4 separate regions of the Homo sapiens genome follow, and regions 1, 2 and 3 are each linked to region 4. A link is a contact called in ENCODE Hi-C or POLR2A ChIA-PET data. All regions are on one chromosome and are shown on one strand. Each heading gives the region's core, a stretch centred on a gene start or an enhancer-like site at or near the end of the contact. The rest is flanking DNA. Distances are from core to core; before and after follow the strand shown.

Region 1 (3,238 bases), core at 452-2,951, 930 kb before region 4:
AGTTGAAGAAACTCTCTTCAAAGATAGACATTGAACTAGGTGATATCTAAATTACCCTTCAATCGTAAGATTCTAAATATCCATGCAATTATTCAGTCTTCCGAAAACACAGAACTTTGATTTGCAAACTGTTGGCTAGAAGCTTGTATTTCCAGGAATACTGACATGGGACTGAGCTTTCTGCATCAACCAAAGCAGCTCTTTTATGTTTTTTGCTGTGTATCAGCTGAAAAGAGTCTCCACTAGATTATCAAAGTTTTAATTGACTATAGAATATTAGCTTAGAACAAAGTTGACTTAAACTTCTCCCCTAAGGCATTTTTGTCATGTTATATTTTCAAATCTTTTTATACCAATTGCTGGAAACATTTAGGCTTCTCAACAACTCCAGGTTGTCTGCAGGACTGTCCTGCAGAGAGTCTTACAAGGTGGCATGTAAGTGTATTCACGATCTGATTCCTGCCAATCTCATCTACCCCAAACTTGACCCTGAGCTTCGGCCATAGTGGACTTCTCACAATGTTCGGAAGACACCAGGCTTCCTCAATTCTCTGGGTCTGTATTCATGCATCTTCTATGTGCAGATTTCAGATGTGTCTTAAATACTGGAATGAGTCATTTCCTCCTCTCTAAGCACACAGTATCCTGTACTACCTCCGTTTTGACACTTAATCCACTGCATGTAATTGTTTATTGTCTGTCTGGCACTGCAGTGAGCATTGTTGCTATCTTTGCATTCTTAGGATGAAACACTGCCTGGCATAGTGTTTCTTGGAAGAAGGGGAGGTAGGGAAGGAGAAATAAAATATTTTTTGGCATGACCTTATGGTGTGGGCACTCCCAGATTCCAAATGGCAAACCATTATTGAAGAGCAGCTGAAACACTTACCCCAGTTCAATGTTACCTGTTCTTTCTCGTAAGAATTTCCTGGTCCCCAAAGGTCTGGAGTGGAGCCTACATTTTAATAAGCATCCACCAAAATTCTTGTGGATCAGACAAGTTTGAGAAACCTAGTCCAATTTATTTCTAAAGCTAACTTAAATTTCAGTTCTATATTTTTATTTCTACAGATTTTCTAGCACAGGCAAATATTTTACTGCTTAACACGGCTGTTACACAAGATTATGTATGATTAATTTAATTTTCATTTATAGTTGTTTAATGGATATGAATTTACACAAAAATGTGGGAATTATTTAAGTATGTAATACAACATTCACAACTGAAAAGGTTATGAGAAGAAAGCGGTGGTTTTGTTGTTGTTGTTGTTGTTTTAGTGTATTAGACTTCACCCAGAAAAAGGAGATAAGTGGTGGTGGAGTATCTGGAGATTCCTGGTGAAGAATCAATGAAAAAAGTTGCCTGTGCCTTGAAGAGAATGGAATGCTTTCATATTGAAAAGATTGCTTATTTCACACCACCCTACCTTACCATAACAACCACACCCATTATCACCATCAGCTTGCCAGAATTTGCTCACAAAATGCCTTTTGAATATATATTCAACACTGTTTACCTTCCGGAAGTTTTACCATGAGTCATTCCTTTGAGTTCAAAACACCTTCTCTAAAAATCTTTTTTTTTTTTTTTTAAGATACAAATCAGAGAAGGAAACCACCAACCTTTGTCAGCTATTAACATCTTAGTAAAATTTAACTCATATGTTTCTGACAGGGCTAGTCACAGACTAATAAAGATAGCTGTGTTTATAGAGAAGGGAAGGCCACAGCTGGAGAATGTGAGAGTGCTTGGGGAGAGGACTACCACCTGATCAACTGGGTGCATTATTGTGTAGCTATTTCTACTAGGCCTGTGGCAGAGAAAGGAGTACAGTGAAATTCAAGACAAAAATCTAGTCTCTCACAATATGCAGTGGCAGTGAAAATAAATCAATGTGTGTGCCACATGTACTCACTTCTGTATAGGGTTCTTGACACCAGTCCTGGCCTACAGTTAGGCCTGGGTTGGAATTTTTATAGCTCTGATACTTATTAGATGTCTGTGTGAACTTGAGAAACTAAGCTTCTTTAAATCTCATTTTCTCCCTGGTGATATGAAGGCAATGACAGTAATTAGTTCATAAGCTTTTCACGGGTTTCAAAAGGGATGATGCAAATAAAGTAGTAGGCATGGTGCCTGGCAGAAAGTAGGCACTCAGTAAACTTCAGTTATTGTTGTATTCAGCAGCATGCAGAGTCAAATGAGTGCTTCAGATATTCCGTAGGTGAAGATTGTGTATGCGTGTGTGAGCACCTGTGAGTGTGGTGGGCGGCTGAGAAGGTAGGTGTAGTCAGAAAAACCTAGGCAAAGCTGACTTGGTTGGAATCTTCCTACCTAGAGGAAAGCTGGAGAGGCTGCAGAGGGGGCAGGCATAGAGGGGGCTCCAGTGTGAGAGGAAAAAGTGAGAGCAGAGGAAAAGATCCAGAAAAATAGTGATATGTTGACCACTTGGTGAAAGCAAAGGAGGGGTGGGGCACAAAAAGTGATGAGAATGAGAAGCTAAGATGGAGCCAAATCAGTGTTTGTATCAGGAGGTATTTCGGCTGCAAGTAACAAAATACCTAACTGGGTTCAAACCACAGAGACATTTACAATTCCCAGACAAGGACATCTGCGACTTCGAGGACCCAAGGTTAGTTTGGTGGCTCAACAGCATCACTAAGGACTGAGGCTGTTTCTATCCTTCTCACACTATTCTTCTATTGGCTTCCGTCCTTGTGGTTGCAAGGATGGTCACAGCTCCTGGCATCACTTCCTCATGCAACACTGTTTCACTACTGGAAAATACTACCAAAGTAGCCTATAAATAAGACGAAACTGAATTCATTGCTTACCACAGTAATGTAACCACTACCTTGACAGAGGCATAGTAAATCTAGATGGGGAGGACAAAAGAATAATACTTATGATATATTTCTTTCTTTTTCTTTTTCTTTTTTTTTTTTTTTTTTTGAGATGGAGTCTCACTCTGTCTCCCAGGCTGGAGTGCAGTGGCGTGATCTCGGCTCACTGCAACCTCCGCTCCCGGGTTCACACCATTCTCCTGCCTCAGCCTCCCGAGTAGCTGGGACTACAGGCGCCCGCTACCACGCCTGGCTAATTTTTTTTGTATTTTTAGTAGAGATGGGGTTTCACTGTGTTAGCCAGGATGGTCTCGATCTCCTGACCTCGTGATCTGCCCGCCTCGGCCTCCCAAAGTGCTAGGATTACAGGTGTGAGCTACTGCGCCTGGCTACT
Region 2 (2,965 bases), core at 91-2,590, 800 kb before region 4:
TAGGTTGTCCAGAAGTTTTGCACTGTCCTATAGAGGCATTATGTCACATTATATGGTAGTAGGTATTATTAGTCTTAGTGGAGGAAGGAAAGTCAGGACAGGGGATCAGAAACACTGGTGGAGAGAAAAGCAATCTATTTCCGGCATGGCTTTAACAGTCATGATGATTCCTTTGTGTTGGCTTTTAAATCAGATTATATATTTATTAAAGACGAAGAACCTGTCATCTTCCCCCTTCTTTTTTCCCCCTATTTCCAAGTAGTGGTTAGTGTAGTGACTTGAAAAGAGTAGCTGCTCAATAAATAGTTTTTACGTGATGAATTACAACTCTTTCAATGGAAGCAAAGAATTTCCTAGGAAGATGCATAAAACAGCATAATCCACTTCTCATTTTTTTTCCTCAGAGAAAATCTAAATCTGAATGTCCTTGAACTTGTTTTGGAAAAGAAAATAAGAATACATATTATGAATAGTTCATAATTTCATGATAGATGATGTTATTGTAAAATGTCTTATGAGAAAAATATTTAAGAAACGTAACTCCACAGCCGTTAGAAACATCTAGATAGGAAACACATTAGCTGCCCCCTTTATCATCATAAGATGACAACAAAGTTACAATAAATAAATGTCTGAAAGTTTAGCCCCATCGTCTGTTTTCTTATAGTTTAAAAGCTTATTTTCCATCTTCTACTGTTCTTTAGGAGTATGGTAAGTAAATACTATGATATCTGAATGTGTGTGTGTGTGTATGTGTGTGTGTGAATTATTCCCTGAAGAAACACATTCATTTTTTACTTATCTTGTTTCCTTCTTAAACAGAATGTAGGCTGGGTACAGTGGCTCACACCTGTAATCCCAACACTTTGAGAGGCCAAGGCAAGAGGATCTTTTGAGCCCAGGGATTTGTGACCACCCTGGGCAATATAACAAGACCCCGTCTCTAAAAAAAGTTCAAAAAATTAGCCGGGAATGCTGGCATACACCTGTAGTCCTAGATACTCAGGAGGATGAGGCAGGAGGATTGCCTGAGCCCAGGAGGTCGAGGCTGCAGTGAGCCATGATTGTACTACTACACTCCAACCTAGGCAACAGAGTAAAACTCTGTCTCAAAAAACCAAACCAAAACAAATCCCCAGAATATAGATGTGTTTTTCGTTGGTGAGTTTCTCATTCTTGGGGGAGAAAATATGATAGGATGGAAAGAAGTTGAGTTTTCAAGTTAGATAGACCTGGGTTTCCTTGTCTCTGACTTGAACGAGCCATAAAACCATAAAGAGGATATTTAACCCCTGTAAGTTTCACTTTCCTTTTCTGTATAAAAGACGTAATGCCTCACAGAGTTGTGGTGAAATTAAATAAATTTATTGATGTGAACCACTCGGCAGAAAGCAGATAATCCCTTTGATCATATAATCGTCTTTAAATTCCACAAAACTAGATGATTTTGAGTCAATGACAGCATTTATAGAAGAAGCTGGTCTTTTTTTCCAGAGAAGTATCCTCAGTTACATCTCCAGCCACAAAATCATTCCTGCAGACATTTTTATGTAGCACTCTTCTTTGCATCTGTCCTTAACAAATCATTTTGACCTTCACTCCCAAATTATACTCAATGATTCCCAGCCCCAGGGGCATTATACTTCCTGGATATAATTGTTCACCTTGACTGGCTAAAGTATCTCCTTTCCACTTCAATACTCATATCTACTGACTGATGTTTCTAGGGTTGACTCTAAGCAATTTTCGTCAAAAGAGGTTCAATAGGAATAGTTACCATTTATTTATAATTTATTTTGTGCAAACAGTGGTATTTTATTCAATATTTTCAACAATGTTATGACACAGTTTTTAAAAATCCCATGCTACTGATAAAACTGTGGTTTAGTGAGTTTGGGTTACATGCCCAATGTCACACAATATGTTCACATCGAAGCACGTGTTAAATCTGCATCTTGCTGGTGTCAAAACTATGGCAGTTCCCATTGGGCCAGACTGCTTCTTCTCCTTTCAGGCCTCCTTAATTCTGATGATGAGTAAGATGTTGAACACTTCTTGTGCCTCTGTGTCCTCATTTTTAAGTGGATATACAAGATCAAGTGTTCTATCTTTACAGGCTATGGTGAATGTCAATATAGGAATAAATGTTTTATAGAAAATAAGCTGGAGGTCCTTAAACCTAAGACCTATTAATGCAAAGAGAGGACAGAAATGGTTTTTGAATGTCATTTTTTGTATGATGACATTGCCTGTGGTTGACAACAGATCTGATAATCAATCTGTTCTTAACTTTTCTGTTCATAATTACCATCTTATTCTAAGCACTTTGATGGAGAAAGGCTGGTTAATAATTGCTAGCCAATTTATGGGCTCTTATAACAGGTGGCTGCACAACATGCTTACATGGCCTCAGAAAGGGGCCAGCTCCCTGTCAAAAGCAATGGGCTCACTTTTCTTCAGTGATAATGGAACTGAATATGCTCAGTTTAATTGGTACTAAGTGCAGAGAGGCCTGGTGATTTTCTTTGTTTGGAAAAGGTAAGACTTTGCACAGTACCATAAAACAACTGCAATGCAACATGAAACAGGAGTGCTGTACTGTCAATTGCTGTTTATGAACTCCGTTTTCAATAACCAAATAAACTCCAAATTTTACTTTTCCAACTAGCTTTTTACTTAAAAAAGTACATAAAGTTATTATGCACTATTTTCATGGTGTTTTTCTAAGCAGAGGCTCTTATTTGTCTATATGGAGCACAAAAAGGAGCAGGAGAAATGAATACTGTGCAATAGTCATGATTTCTAAAAGAGATACAGTGTTCCATTACAGTCCCAGGGCCAGTTTGGCCGGGGTATTAGCCAAGTTATGAAAAGCTAGGATTAGGATGGGCTATACTATCTCAGGCAATCTGCCCAGGAGACAGTCAAAATCTCTAAGGAAGAGCTGTAAAGCTAACTTCAGTGA
Region 3 (3,097 bases), core at 593-3,092, 940 kb before region 4:
ATCATATTATTATTATTAAGCATTAATTTAGAAAACAAATATTTTCTTGAAGGAAACTCCAGTTATTTCTAAATAATACAATGTAACATTTCTCTTCAAAAGATTACTTTAAAATATGATATATTTATATGTAAGGAGTCTACAGTCAATTCAAAATGATACATATTAGCGAGTAAATAGGAACACCTTGGGAAATATTACATCTACAATTGGATAATTTAATAATCAAATTTTTTGCCAAATTTTTGCCCCAACTCTTTCTCATAGAGTATCGACACTGGCTCTTTTGATTTCTCCTCTTGCTATTTCTATCCTCTTCCTGGTACAGTCACTAAAGAGTAACTGAATGACTTAATGCCAAAAGAGGTAGCCATGAGAAGGATGAAAAGCATTATCATGCTCTCTCAGAGACACCACATCAAAGGCAGTGAGAACTCTGTGGTAGCCAGCACATTCACGACCAGCCATGTTCAAGCGGAAAATAGGGCATCATTGCTCCCTTCCGTTATTGAATGAGGCTACCTTTGCTCTATTGCTGTACGTTTCCAACTACATTTTCAGGGCTTATTCATTCATGCCATAAGTAAATATAGTGAAACTTAAAGCATTGATTATGTACCATGGAGAAAAGAAATAAGGCAATGTAGAGATGGAGCAAGTGGGAGATAAAGAACTTCTTTTAGTGTGTGGTCAACAAAAAACTTTCTGAGTAATGGTATTTGGGCAAGCATAGGTGACCTTCATGAAGAAATGAGGTAAGGGAGTTCAAGGCAAAGACAATAGCAAGTGCAAAGATACTTAAGTAAAGACAAAACTGGCAGTTTTGAGGACCACAAGGAGGCCTGTATGGCTAGAAAAATGTTCTGTGGGGACAAAGGCGTATATGAAGGTCATAAGCTTAATTGGAATTCTGAGTAAACACTTGTTTATTTATTGTGCCTCAGATTTACCAATAATGCTTTTATTTCTTATTCTGTCTGAAGTCTCTGAGGGAAAGTAAAAACAGCTCTAGAATTTCCATGACTATCCCGTGATAAATGGACTATTTGAACCCAGTGATGAGTGACTTGACTTAAAATTGCACATGTTAATAGAAAATAAAAGCAAGCTCTATATTATTGTTTTTCTATAATAAAAGCATCCATAACACATATGCAGAATATAGAGAGATCCTATCCAGAAAAAAGTAAGTTAAGCTTAGTAAATAATGATTGAGCATTAACTGTATACCATGCACTGAATTAGGCAATCTAGATACCAAATTGGAATGCCAGCCAGATAGACAATAAACTAACAAAAGAAAATAAAGTGGCCGGGCGTGGTGGCTCACGCCTGTAATCCCAGCACTTTGGGAGGCCGAGGTAGGCAGATCACAAGGTCAGAAGTTCGAGACCAGCCTGAGCAACATGGAGAAACCCTGTCTCTACTAAAAATACGAAAATTAGCCGGGCATGGTGACACGTGCCTGTAATCCCAGCTACTCAGGAGGCTGAGGCAGGAGAATCTCTCAAACCCAGGAGGCGGAGGTTGCAGTAAGCCGAGATCGCGCCACTGCACTCCAGCCTGGGTGACAGAGCAAGACTCCATCTCAAAAAAAAAAAAAGAAAAAAAAAGTGTGTGCTAAATAACTACATGAATAGATACCCTGCTGTGGCATTAGACAGGAAGGAACCTTGTGTTTCCTGACTGGAGTGTTCATAAAGAGGTTAAAATTGGAGGAGTGCTGTGAAGGATAGGCTGGATTCCAGGGCAGGGAGAGATGTGGTGAAGGCATTCCTGGAAGTGGAAAAATTATCAGGAGCACAGCCACACAATCCTAAGAGCACTATCAATGGCATCCTTTTATGGGGCACTTGCTAAGTGCCAGGTTCATGCCCCATGTTATGCACATTTGACAATCATCGACACAGGAAGCTTGCAAGGTTGTGGTGACTTCACTTTGCTGTGAGGAAATTGAATCTGAGAGAGGCTAAGCAGAGTGTCCAAACTCCCTCAGTTGGGGAGCAACACTAATGAGAGTCTTACTCAAAACTGTGCTATGTAGTCTAGTATAAATTCTTAGCAATACTAGTAGTCTAGTAATGAATTCTAAATGTATTAAAGGACTGACTAGCAAAAGACATGAAGGTGAGTGAGGAATCTAGTTTAAAAGGAGACTGAAAATATACTGAAGTCCATATCCTTGAGTGTTTTGAATAGCATGTTAAAACATTTAATTTTTGTGTGTGTAGGCAATCAGGAGTTGTAGAATTATTTTCGTGAGATTAGAGGCATGCTCTAACCCATGTTTCACTATACATGTTAATTGCAACGTGAAGATTGGCTAGCAAGGTGACGTATGGATAATGAAAAAAGTGAATAAATATAAAATAAAATGTAAATTAAAAAAAAAAACCATTTAGGAAGCTTTTGAAGTAATCCCAGCAAAAGGCTGGACCAGGCTATGGGGAGAGAAGTGCAAAGGAAAGGACAAATACAAGGAATTTGGGAAAACAGGACGTGATTAATGAATGTGGAATGTGGTACAAATTTGTCAGGTATACTTGCCCAACATGTTTCTTACGTTTTGGAAATGTGCAACCTTATAAGGGAACCAGAAAACTGTCTTTCAGCAGTCCTTGCAGATAAAATACAAGTCTGTTGCCTAGGGTTTGCCAGTCAGATAAATGCATGTAAGCAAGGCTTTGTTTCAAATTGAGCATCATGAGGAAGCAGCAAGGCAGGACAACAATTGTCCTGTCAGGTGTGGAATCTCATGGGCCAGCAGTGGAAGAGCTTCCACCTCAGCATTTTGGGAGCTAACTACACAGCATTAGTATGAGCTCTGGCATTGGCTGTGAACATCAGTGGCAAGCCTTTCATGGAGCCCACCCCACAGTATGAACAAGTACTGTTACCCTTCCCAGCTACAGAGCATCGAAGCCCAGTTCTCTGGATCTGTGAGCTCTCTAATACCTTTAATATATCTCTTTCCTGTTAAAATTAGCCAGAATAGATTTCCGGTGTTGGCTGTGAGAACCCTTACCTATATGAGAGGCTACAAGAGAGAGGAAGTATTCCAGAATATTCTACAGGGGTTCCAGTCTATGCCATTGAT
Region 4 (3,211 bases), core at 611-3,110:
TCCTTTTCAGATCTTCTTTTTCCTTTCCTTACTTTGTTTTCCTTTGAAAGTGGCCATTGATGTTTTTAAAAAGGGTTCTACTAGTTTATCCGTTGTATCTATTTTAAGGCACTGTTGGGTGGGGAGATGGTAACGTGAGCACAAATAAATTACATCATTATCATTTTCTCCTACGTTGACCATGGTTAAGGTTTTAGTCATGCGCAAGTGACTTAAAATTACATAATATGTATTTTGGCAATCCATCCTTGCTGTAGTTCAGCTCCCTGAATTTCAGAAGAAATGGGCCACTTAATAAGCCTCATCCAAGGGACTTCAGAGTCATTTCACCTTCATAAATCCTTGGAATTTCTACATGATAAAACTAGATTATGCAGAAGGTGTAATACATGAGGATGAGGCATATTTCCAGCAAATACGTAAGCACTGGGAGACTAATAATAGCCAAACACCTTACTCTACTAACAATTAGGAGGAATATAAGAAGAGGGTGCTTTGGTGTTTGAAGCGTCTAAGCCTTGGTTTCTTATTTTACACTTTCGTTTGGAGGGCAGATTGTTTTGAGTCAACATAAAGTGACTTCAGCTGAAGGGAGACTGGGATGTTCACAGTGGGCCTATAAACATTTTTAAAAACATCATTCAACGTTGATTCTGCCTTCACGGAGAGCCTACACTACACCAGGCACTGGGTTGGGCACTGTGACAGGGCTGATTCAAATAAACCCTTATGATATTTCCCTGTTGCTAAACTTCCAGAGTATTGACTGGCAATTTTTGGCCAACCTTCAAGCCTGATACATTCTTCTTTATTTGTCAATCTACCCTTTTGGTAATGTGGTAAAGAATCAAGTGTTTCTCTTCAGCAGCAATTCATCAGATAATTGCTCACTTTATTTAGTTGATGTGGACACAGCCAATCTATGTCATTCTGGTCAAAATAATACATTTGCCCTAACATTAGTGTTTTTTGTTTGTTTGTTTGTTTTTACTCTGAATTAAGCACATGAGGCCCTCAACAGAACCTGCATTAGACATAGCACCTGGTGGACAAAATATCCCTAATAAGCATTTGCTTGATTACATTCAGGCTTTAATTTTATTATCTAGAAAAGTGCTATTTCACCTTTATAGGTTTGGATTTGGTTATGTACTTTAAAAGCTTCAGGTAAAACAATGAGTAGATTCCTTTGTGAGAGCCCTCACAGTAAAACCAGAAGGCTGAAGGATACTGAGAGCATAGCCTGGATTGCGGATCCTAATTGACCAGTGCTGTGGTCTTACCTGGGTCATTTATCAGCTGTAAACAGTAGGCAAATTGTTTAATCTGAATGTCTCCTTCCTAATATTAGCATTTAGAACAATAATTCCAACTGGATGAGGTTATTTTTGAGATTTAATAATATAATAAATGTAAAGCCCATGGCATATATCAGACTTTTAATACATGTTTATTTCCTTTTTTCCCTCTCTCCTAGCAAAAATTTAACTTTGTCTTGAAGCTTGCCAAATAAGAAGGCCCCCAAAGTTGCTTGCTCTTGCAAGGATTACAGACTCTCATATTCACTCAAGTACTTAAGAAGTGTCAGGCACATTCCAAACTCCAAAGGAAATTAAATGCTGTTCCCCTGCCACCCACTCTGTCCCCCAGGGACCCCAAGCACATTAAAATAACATTAAGGCAATGATTTAAGCTGAAAATTGGGCTGCCAGGGAAAGCACCAGGCCCCAGTTCTCAGAAGCTTAGCTATACCTATGGGCACAACAGGGTGGCTCCCCTGGCTGGCTGACGTCAGAGCTTAAAGTTGTTTTTACCCCTGGCATTTGTGGGAAGGAAAGGGAGGGGTGAGGAGCGCGGGTGCCTCTTGTTCATTAAAAAAGCCTTCTGGGGACCCCTAGTGGCCACCAGCTATCATAGGTTTCTCTGCCAAAAGAAATCATGAGGCCTCAGGAAAACTACCTGGGGCTTCAATTGTATTTGTCTTCGTTCTCTCCTCAGTGATCCAAGTTTTTTCTCGGAAGTTAGTGGTTAAAAGGTAACCACTTTGTAACAGGCCTGTACAGCTCTCAAGTTTAGAAATTGGAGTTACGGGTGGCATAGACATCAAAATGATGGCATCAAATTGAAGGAGAGCTCTGAAATCCTCTTTTAATCCTCACCAGGAAAGCAGAAGGCAGAGCAAGCAGGCTGAAGACTGACAGAGAAGCATTTGCATGTCCTCCATGAGCCCTGATTTTCATGGGAACAGCTGTCTCAGTGACTGCATACAAGGTCCCACTTCTTAGATCTGTTCCCGGAGACGCAAGAGAAGAAGTAGAATAATAAGTCAAGGCTGTCCTGCTCATAAACAAATGTCAGACTCTTGTAGCTGGTGTGTTTCTGCTTCCTGAGTCTTTATTTCCCAAACCCCAGTGAACATAAGCAATAAAGCTATATCATGCTGGGGAATAAATAATAAATGATTCAGCCTCGACTCCAGGCATGTGTGGAGAATAGATATGGACCCAGCAAGGATTTATATACACAAAGCACCACGACACTCCTGGTGAGAAACTTTTCCTTTCGGGGAGAAACTGAGAAAACACAAGTTTGTTTCAAAGTGGAACAGGGGGTGATTTTGGAAACAACATAGTGTTAGTCATTCAGATTAATCTTCAATTCAGCCCTCCAAGCCTCAGTTCTTTCCTCGCAATGATGAGGCCCAAAGCTAACTCCTCTTTCGGCAATTAAAGAAGAGAGTGCAACACCACACTTAACATCCACTAACAGATGAGGTACCAGAAGCTTCAGCGTAGCCTAGAGACAGCACACTAGGCATAGCTATTAAGGACCCACCTTCAGAAATTTGCAATCTTGTGTTGTTAAATTAAATAAGCAGGAGACCATTGGCCTGGGACTGTCTCATATTTTGAGGTCCTACATAACAAACCACAACCTAATCTAGTACATAAACAAGCCAAAACCTAACTTAGGAGTATATTTTCTTCTTGCGAGTAGCCAAGTTTCAACCAATCACAAACAGCTGACCATCAAGCCAATCACAGGGAGCCAACTGATCAGATCATGCTCAAATAAGGCAGATGCCTCAACACGCCGTGGCCCAAAAAGGCAAATGCCTAGCCGAAGCCAATCAGATGATTTTTTTTCTATTTTTCTTCTGTGTTCATCCTATAAAAGCTTACTGCTTACACTGCTGGGTGGAGCTCTTAAA

What was found. Hi-C counts contacts between places; a loop is a spot of excess contacts on that map. ChIA-PET counts read pairs that join two places held with the same protein, here RNA polymerase II (POLR2A). Pooled maps may share reads with other maps.
Region 1: a loop to region 4 is called in a map of CD8-positive, alpha-beta T cell, with 6 times the contacts of the local background. The contact joins two enhancer-like sites. A Hi-C loop is called at or near these places in 5 of 168 maps with a recorded cell type or tissue (B cell, CD8-positive, alpha-beta T cell and naive thymus-derived CD4-positive, alpha-beta T cell), 14 of 37 single-sample maps with no recorded cell type and 17 of 50 pooled maps. POLR2A ChIA-PET finds 5 or more read pairs at or near these places in 4 of 52 experiments (GM12878, activated CD4-positive, alpha-beta T cell, activated CD4-positive, alpha-beta memory T cell and 1 more).
Region 2: a loop to region 4 is called in a map of CD8-positive, alpha-beta T cell, with 2.5 times the contacts of the local background. The contact joins two enhancer-like sites. A Hi-C loop is called at or near these places in 2 of 168 maps with a recorded cell type or tissue (B cell and CD8-positive, alpha-beta T cell) and 9 of 50 pooled maps. POLR2A ChIA-PET finds 5 or more read pairs at or near these places in 1 of 52 experiments (OCI-LY7).
Region 3: a map of CD4-positive, alpha-beta memory T cell shows a loop between it and region 4 (5-fold over the local background). The contact joins two enhancer-like sites. A Hi-C loop is called at or near these places in 4 of 168 maps with a recorded cell type or tissue (CD4-positive, alpha-beta memory T cell, CD8-positive, alpha-beta T cell and naive thymus-derived CD4-positive, alpha-beta T cell), 1 of 37 single-sample maps with no recorded cell type and 15 of 50 pooled maps. POLR2A ChIA-PET finds 5 or more read pairs at or near these places in 2 of 52 experiments (activated CD4-positive, alpha-beta memory T cell and activated T-cell).

The regions. Positions count from the first base shown.
Region 1 is chr4:101,018,539-101,021,776 of GRCh38, reverse strand. No RefSeq gene overlaps it. Among named protein-coding and RNA genes, the nearest start is that of LINC01218, 140 kb to the right of the region's middle. Within about 2 kb of position 1,701, at least 12 of the 41 ENCODE cell types and tissues checked have a DNase peak (open chromatin) inside an H3K27ac peak, as active enhancers do.
Region 2 is chr4:100,894,111-100,897,075 of GRCh38, reverse strand. No RefSeq gene overlaps it. Among named protein-coding and RNA genes, the nearest start is that of LINC01218, 15 kb to the right of the region's middle. Within about 2 kb of position 1,340, at least 3 of the 41 ENCODE cell types and tissues checked have a DNase peak (open chromatin) inside an H3K27ac peak, as active enhancers do.
Region 3 is chr4:101,036,881-101,039,977 of GRCh38, reverse strand. The region is part of intron 11 of PPP3CA (protein phosphatase 3 catalytic subunit alpha); the gene reads left to right. Among named protein-coding and RNA genes, the nearest start is that of LINC01218, 160 kb to the right of the region's middle. Within about 2 kb of position 1,842, at least 5 of the 41 ENCODE cell types and tissues checked have a DNase peak (open chromatin) inside an H3K27ac peak, as active enhancers do.
Region 4 is chr4:100,092,265-100,095,475 of GRCh38, reverse strand. No RefSeq gene overlaps it. Among named protein-coding and RNA genes, the nearest start is that of DDIT4L-AS1, 96 kb to the left of the region's middle. Within about 2 kb of position 1,860, at least 7 of the 41 ENCODE cell types and tissues checked have a DNase peak (open chromatin) inside an H3K27ac peak, as active enhancers do.